Linked DNA regions of Homo sapiens: region 2 is linked to region 1. A link is a contact called in ENCODE Hi-C or POLR2A ChIA-PET data. All regions are on one chromosome and are shown on one strand. Each heading gives the region's core, a stretch centred on a gene start or an enhancer-like site at or near the end of the contact. The rest is flanking DNA. Distances are from core to core; before and after follow the strand shown. Region 1 has its middle 160 kb from the start of ZNF608. Region 2 has its middle 230 kb from the start of ZNF608.

The links. A loop is a pair of places that touch in the nucleus more often than their neighbours do. ChIA-PET counts read pairs that join two places held with the same protein, here RNA polymerase II (POLR2A). Pooled maps may share reads with other maps.
Region 2: a map of B cell shows a loop between it and region 1 (5-fold over the local background). The contact joins two enhancer-like sites. A Hi-C loop is called at or near these places in 4 of 168 maps with a recorded cell type or tissue (B cell, Caco-2, dorsolateral prefrontal cortex and 1 more), 1 of 37 single-sample maps with no recorded cell type and 5 of 50 pooled maps. POLR2A ChIA-PET finds 5 or more read pairs at or near these places in 2 of 52 experiments (Caco-2 and OCI-LY7).

What each region holds. Positions count from the first base shown.
Region 1 is chr5:124,901,077-124,904,161 of GRCh38, forward strand. No RefSeq gene overlaps it. Among named protein-coding and RNA genes, the nearest start is that of ZNF608, 160 kb to the left of the region's middle. Within about 2 kb of position 1,360, at least 9 of the 41 ENCODE cell types and tissues checked have a DNase peak (open chromatin) inside an H3K27ac peak, as active enhancers do; they include B cell and OCI-LY7, where a contact is called at or near this core.
Region 2 is chr5:124,979,453-124,982,233 of GRCh38, forward strand. No RefSeq gene overlaps it. Among named protein-coding and RNA genes, the nearest start is that of ZNF608, 230 kb to the left of the region's middle. RefSeq lists enhancers at 405-1,059, 1,060-1,713. Within about 2 kb of position 1,344, at least 5 of the 41 ENCODE cell types and tissues checked have a DNase peak (open chromatin) inside an H3K27ac peak, as active enhancers do; they include B cell and OCI-LY7, where a contact is called at or near this core.

The DNA.
Region 1 (3,085 bases), core at 110-2,609:
TGAATGGCTTGGTTAGGACTGTGGTCATTGGCTGGGCAAATTTTGCTCTTTTTGGCATTAACTTACTTTCATGGAATCTATACCTTGGTTGTATTAATTGACTATCCCATGAGATGAGTACTTTGAGTAGATAGGCAAGTTCTCTAGGAAAAATATTACTCATACAGCCTAAGAATGTTAATTTTGGCTCTCCCTCACTGGCAAGGTAACAAGTCAACATCTTTACAGTAACCAGAGTGTGGGACCATTTATAAAGTACACAGATTCTCATAGTGGGAAGGTGAAATTACTTGTAGAGAAAAATACAAAAACATAATTTTTTCCACACACTCATTTGCATTTATAGCAAGGGAAGATTTTCCCCCATCCCTTACCCCCACCACACCACATCAACACACATACACAGACACACATACTTTGACTAAATATCCAAAGTGATTTTTAGCAACTTACAATGTATAGATTTAGTAAACAACAATTACAAACAATGAATTTATTTCCTTCATTTCTTTTTAGTACATTCCAGACTTTGTTTTTAATCTTTAATTATTGCTCCCTTAAGAAAAGTGATCCCACATTTCATTTACATATTGTGCCATTTCTCAGTAAATATAAGGGAATCTTGCCGTACAAGTCTATTGCTTTTCTTTTCATTGGTCTTTCTTAAACCAAGCAACATGAATTCTAATTATTTTATCCACTAAGAAATGAGAAATTTAAATCAATGCCTTTAAACATAGGACTACATGAGGCTTTTAGATCATTAGACGAAACTAAATGCAATACTTAAATAACTGAGTTTACAGATACTGCCAGAATTTTACTGCTACCATTTCTATTCGCTTTTGCTGTTTTTAAAAATAATAATACCAGGGTGTTTGGTGAAGTATAGATGACCCTTAGTGTACCTGAGTCAGTGTCAAATATCCAGTTTTCTCTGGAGCTTCTTGTGTGGTCACCTATAATTGCTATTCAAAGACCCACAGGACAAGCTTCCATGTCCAAAATGTACTCATTCTACAATTTGACCCTTCAAGGTGCTATAAAAACATAAATATATTTCTTTAGAGAAACTCTCTGCTGCAGCATGGTCCTTTGAAACCGTCCAATTTGCTCTGTGATTCCTGCTGAGATATGCATTACATCATGGTCTATTTTTAGCTTGTTACATTAATCAAAACCTATCCCACTTATTAAACAGCTTCCTGCAGCTCAGGCATTTGAAATGCAGAGTGCCAGCAAGCAGCTGCCAAACACCATGAAGGAAAGAGGTGGGCTAGGTTGGAGTAATGTACAAATTGAATTTCAAGTGACTGAGCAGCCTCTTTATCTCTTGGTGACACAACCAGGGGCTGTAGCGGTGTTCTTAAAGGAAATGAAACCCAGAGCCATGGTTCACTCATGGGGTGGTTACCATGGCCCTGCCCAGCAGTCTTTCCGGAACTGCTGATGAGTGTGACCTTTGCAAAAATGCACAAAGCCTTGATTTCTGCATGGTTAACCTTTACAAGCCAGAACCCCTCTGTGAAACCTACCCACACCAGAGGGAAGCTTCAGAATCAAAACAGACACATACACATTTTATGAAAGAGCAACTACAAATACACACATGCACACACATATTCTCAGAGGATGAAGACATTGAACGCATTTTCAATTATTCTCTCAACTGTGTTTTTTCAAGCATTTACATTTGTCTTCCTCTGGAGCAAGAAAGTGCCAGTACTCGGTGCAGTGTCAACCCTGTACTTAAACTCATTTGCTGCACTTCAGAATGGCCTTGATCGGAATTGGTAGTGGGAATGGAAATTACATATTTTCAGGATTTGCTAAGAGTCACCTAGACCATTTGCTCACAGTTAAATAATGACCCAGTGTGCATGGTGAGAAGGAGTGGATATTAAATTAATAGCCTCGATTTCCACCACTGATCAAACCAGGAAAACCATTTTGATTTGATAGTGTATCTCAAACGTGTTCTTTATTCCAAATGTATTGAATGTTCACTGTAAGGGTAGGAAGCTCAGAGCATTATGAAGGTGACTATAGCAATATTCTTTACCTGTTATAATGACAAATTAAACTTTTTTCCCATGGCTTCTTCCTGTTTTTAATAGCATTTTGTTTTCAAGCAAATCTAATTTTTCTCATTATTAATATATTGATTCACATAGCATTCATTATTTAAAAAGCTATTTACACAAGCTAACCTAGTCCTTTTTTAATATCTAGTTCTAGTAATATAGTAGTATATCTTTTATATACTACTCTCATATGATTTGCCTAGCAAGGCTGTGATGTAATTAGAACAGGTTGTTATTATTATTGATGAAAATACTAAAGTCCTAAGAGATTAAAGAGCATGTCAAAGGTCAACACAGCAAATCACTAGTAACCCTGGAAGGCTAACCTCTCTTTTCTGTAATTTCTCTGAATAATGAGGGATATGGCAATAGGGATATGGGGAAACCAGTGATTTCAAAAGACACTTTGATTCACCTTTATAGAGTCTCAATCTACAACTTTCTGTTTACCATACTCGCTTAAAAATCCTTGTCAAAGTGCAGGAAACCCCTGATCTGCAAATACCCAGCTTAGAAATGATCCAGCCATCCAGACATCAGCCTCCTTGCTGTCTTTTTACTGTCAACTGATCAACTGTGGGGAAATGATGTGGGCGGGAGGTGGCGGACAAACTTCAAGAGACACAGTTTAGAAGCCAGTGGAGAAAAAAGTGGGAGAGAGGGTTCACCACAGAAGAATAAAGAAAGAGCAGATAATCTCTAAATACATTCACTTTTTGATTCATTTAGTCATCCACGTGGGGTTAGGCTGTAAAGTTGCCACAAGACAGTGAAATTCACAAACCCCTTTTTAGTTCTGGTGCTTGAGGCACTGTGCTAAGTGCTGGGAATACAGATCCAAGATCTGTCTACAAATAATTCTAAGCGAAGACGGGGTGTGAAGAATTGTATGGGAAAAGTACAAGGCAAATTAGAACACCACGTTTGGAAGGTTTATTTCTGGCTGAGGCAACCAGGGAAGGTTTTGTGTCCAGTGATGGGTCCATGATGGATGAGCTGGG
Region 2 (2,781 bases), core at 94-2,593, 78 kb after region 1:
CATTTGAAATGGGTGACACAATGAGGATTTACACAGAAGGAAGAACTGTTTGCTTCTCTCTAGGCCGCAGAAGCTTCTGTATCTCAAAATTATTATTCCAAAATGATTTTGCTTTCCATTTACCCACAAGGACCTGACCCAAAAGGTATTTAGTTTTCAAATGAGCATACAAATAATTCAAAACAAAACAAGCTCTTAACAACAACAACAAAACCTTATTTAAAATCCCTGGAAGGCATCTAGTGAGAGCAGTATGTGACTGACGTGGTAAATTAGGCCTGCTGGAGAAAAAATCAAGACAAAATATGGATTCATTGTTATTTTGAAAGGCAGCCATCTTTCCAAGAGAATGTGTACACCACATTTTATTAAGAAATTACATCTTTCCCCATATTTTCCTTTTCTCTTTCACATGCTGGCAATGGCAAGCAGGTTGAGCAGATGTGATAAAAGAATTAATACCAGTCTTGGGAACACGTAGACGAAATATTTCTTTTGAAATACCTACCTTTAAATTCCATTAGTTCAATCTGATACTGAAAGAGCCTGGATTAGGGAAATGATTTACACAGCACAGGTTGTTTGTCCAGACTTAGAGCCCTTTTGTAATATGAAAAACGTGAAGATGAATTTAATATTTCTCCAATGAATTGGCACAGGGTTTAAAATCTTGCTTTGACTGAGATAATTGCGTTTGTTTTAGTGTTAATAAATTCACCTCGGTGAGAATTTTTCTTTTTTTTTCTTCTAGATTCATTCATAGCTGCTACACATTCATCTCTATATAAAACCTACTCTCCCCTCTGAAAAAGCAGCATAACCAGTCAACGAACAAGTATATAGGATTAGCACATTATGAAGAATAAAGAGAAGCTTTCAGCTCTCCGTCATGGATGATATTTATCACATTTTCCACGACTGGCTCTAATAACAGTGCAGAGATAAAATAGGCTTGATGCATCTTTCCTGTACAGAGAATTTTACAACAGCAACTGTAAGAAATTCAGGAGATGAAACACTTCTCCCCTCTTGCAGTTTTTATTAGTCTTAAAAATGGGAGGTGGGTGTGTGGGGGAGACTGTTTCTACAAAAGTGGGCTTGAATTTTCTGTCTGTTATGCTAATGTATTCATAGAAAAAGCTGGTGCTGAGGGCGGTTCTCCAATTAAGACAAATGAGGCACATTGAATTTCTCCCCCAGGGCACAGCAGGGGTGCTGGCAAAATCTACTTTATTCTTTTCTGTCAGGACTGAACTGGAAACAAAAGCATGAAAATTCAACACATCCACTTACAGAATAATAAAGGCTGTTGTTTAAAGCGTGAAGAGTTTTGGCACCCTTCTGGGGCCTTATGCAAATCGCTCTTCCTCTCAACTGCTACCACACCATCGGTCTTGGAAATTAAAGATGTACTTGGTCGGTTAACAGCTGAAAGGAGAAGAGCAGCCTGAAACTCAATTAGATTTGTATTAAGCAAATAAATCAGGACTGACTGATATTGGCTAAACTAAAATGCATTATGGGCTGACAGTAATTCTAATTTGATGGACAAATATATGTAGTGTGTTATTAACCTAAATGAAAGATGAGAATCCTTTTTTTTTCTTTTTAAAGGATTTTGTTCTAGTAAACAATCCGCTCTCCCTCTGAACTTACACAAAACAATAAACAGAGACTACTGGTATGGTTCTGTTTACAATCCATGCTCAAGAACACAGGAAATCTATTTTCTATTACGTGGTTAGAGTTTGAGACAAAATTATTGTGCTGAAAGACATTTGTTTTTATCGATTTATTTGGTGTAATGTAACATCTCAACACATTATTTATTTGGTACACCAAGCACGCTATTTTTATTATGGTGAGTAACACAAAAGCATAGACCTGGTATATGTCTCATTATTTATTCGGAACCCTGTAGTATAGGAGGCTTTTCCACACCAGGGCACATACAAAGGGGCCTCAAATATGGTTCAAAGTCATAAATGAAGATTTCAATAAAATCCTCCAAAGCTTTGAGGAAAACAAAAAACACTCAACAAATAGCATAAACGTGTTGGTGTGTGTGGTTGGATAAGACATTTCCTTTGAAAGAAGAGTTTTGGGAGTTTCAACTTACTTCCTTGTCTTTGCTGTTTACACCTTTAGAACTTACAGAAATGGCCAGGTGTGGTGGCTCACACCTGTAATCACAGCACTTTGAGAGGCTGAGGCAGGAGGATGGGTTGAACACAGGAGTTTGAGATCAGTCTGGGCAACATGGAGAAATCCTCATCTTTAAAACATACTTTTTGACAAACTTAGCCACGCTTGGTGGCACATGCCTGTGGTCCCAGCCACTCAGGAGGTTGAGGCAGAGGATTGCTTGAGCTTAGCAGTTCGAGGTCGCAGTCAACTATGATCACACCACTGCAATCTAGCCTGGGCAACAGAATGAGACCCTGTCTCAAAAACAACAACGAGAAAAACCTTACAGAGATTTAGGTCATTACATTTAACATCCTGCTAAATTAATAATTAACTAGTAACTTAATACTTTTGCTTTGGTTGTAACTATGTTCTATTTTCGTCACCTTTTCCTTCTGGCTATCAGATTAAAGACTCATTGACTCACTGTTGTCTTTCAATTATCTTTCCTTCTACATTTCCTACCTGGCTCTTCTTGCCAAATCCTGCTGCGTTTTGCTCTGCATAGGTGCCAGAAATTGTCTATTTCTCCCCTTCAAAACTTGTCCAAACCTTTGCCCCTGTGTGGGCAGCTTCCTGCCGCAGCTCTTGCCA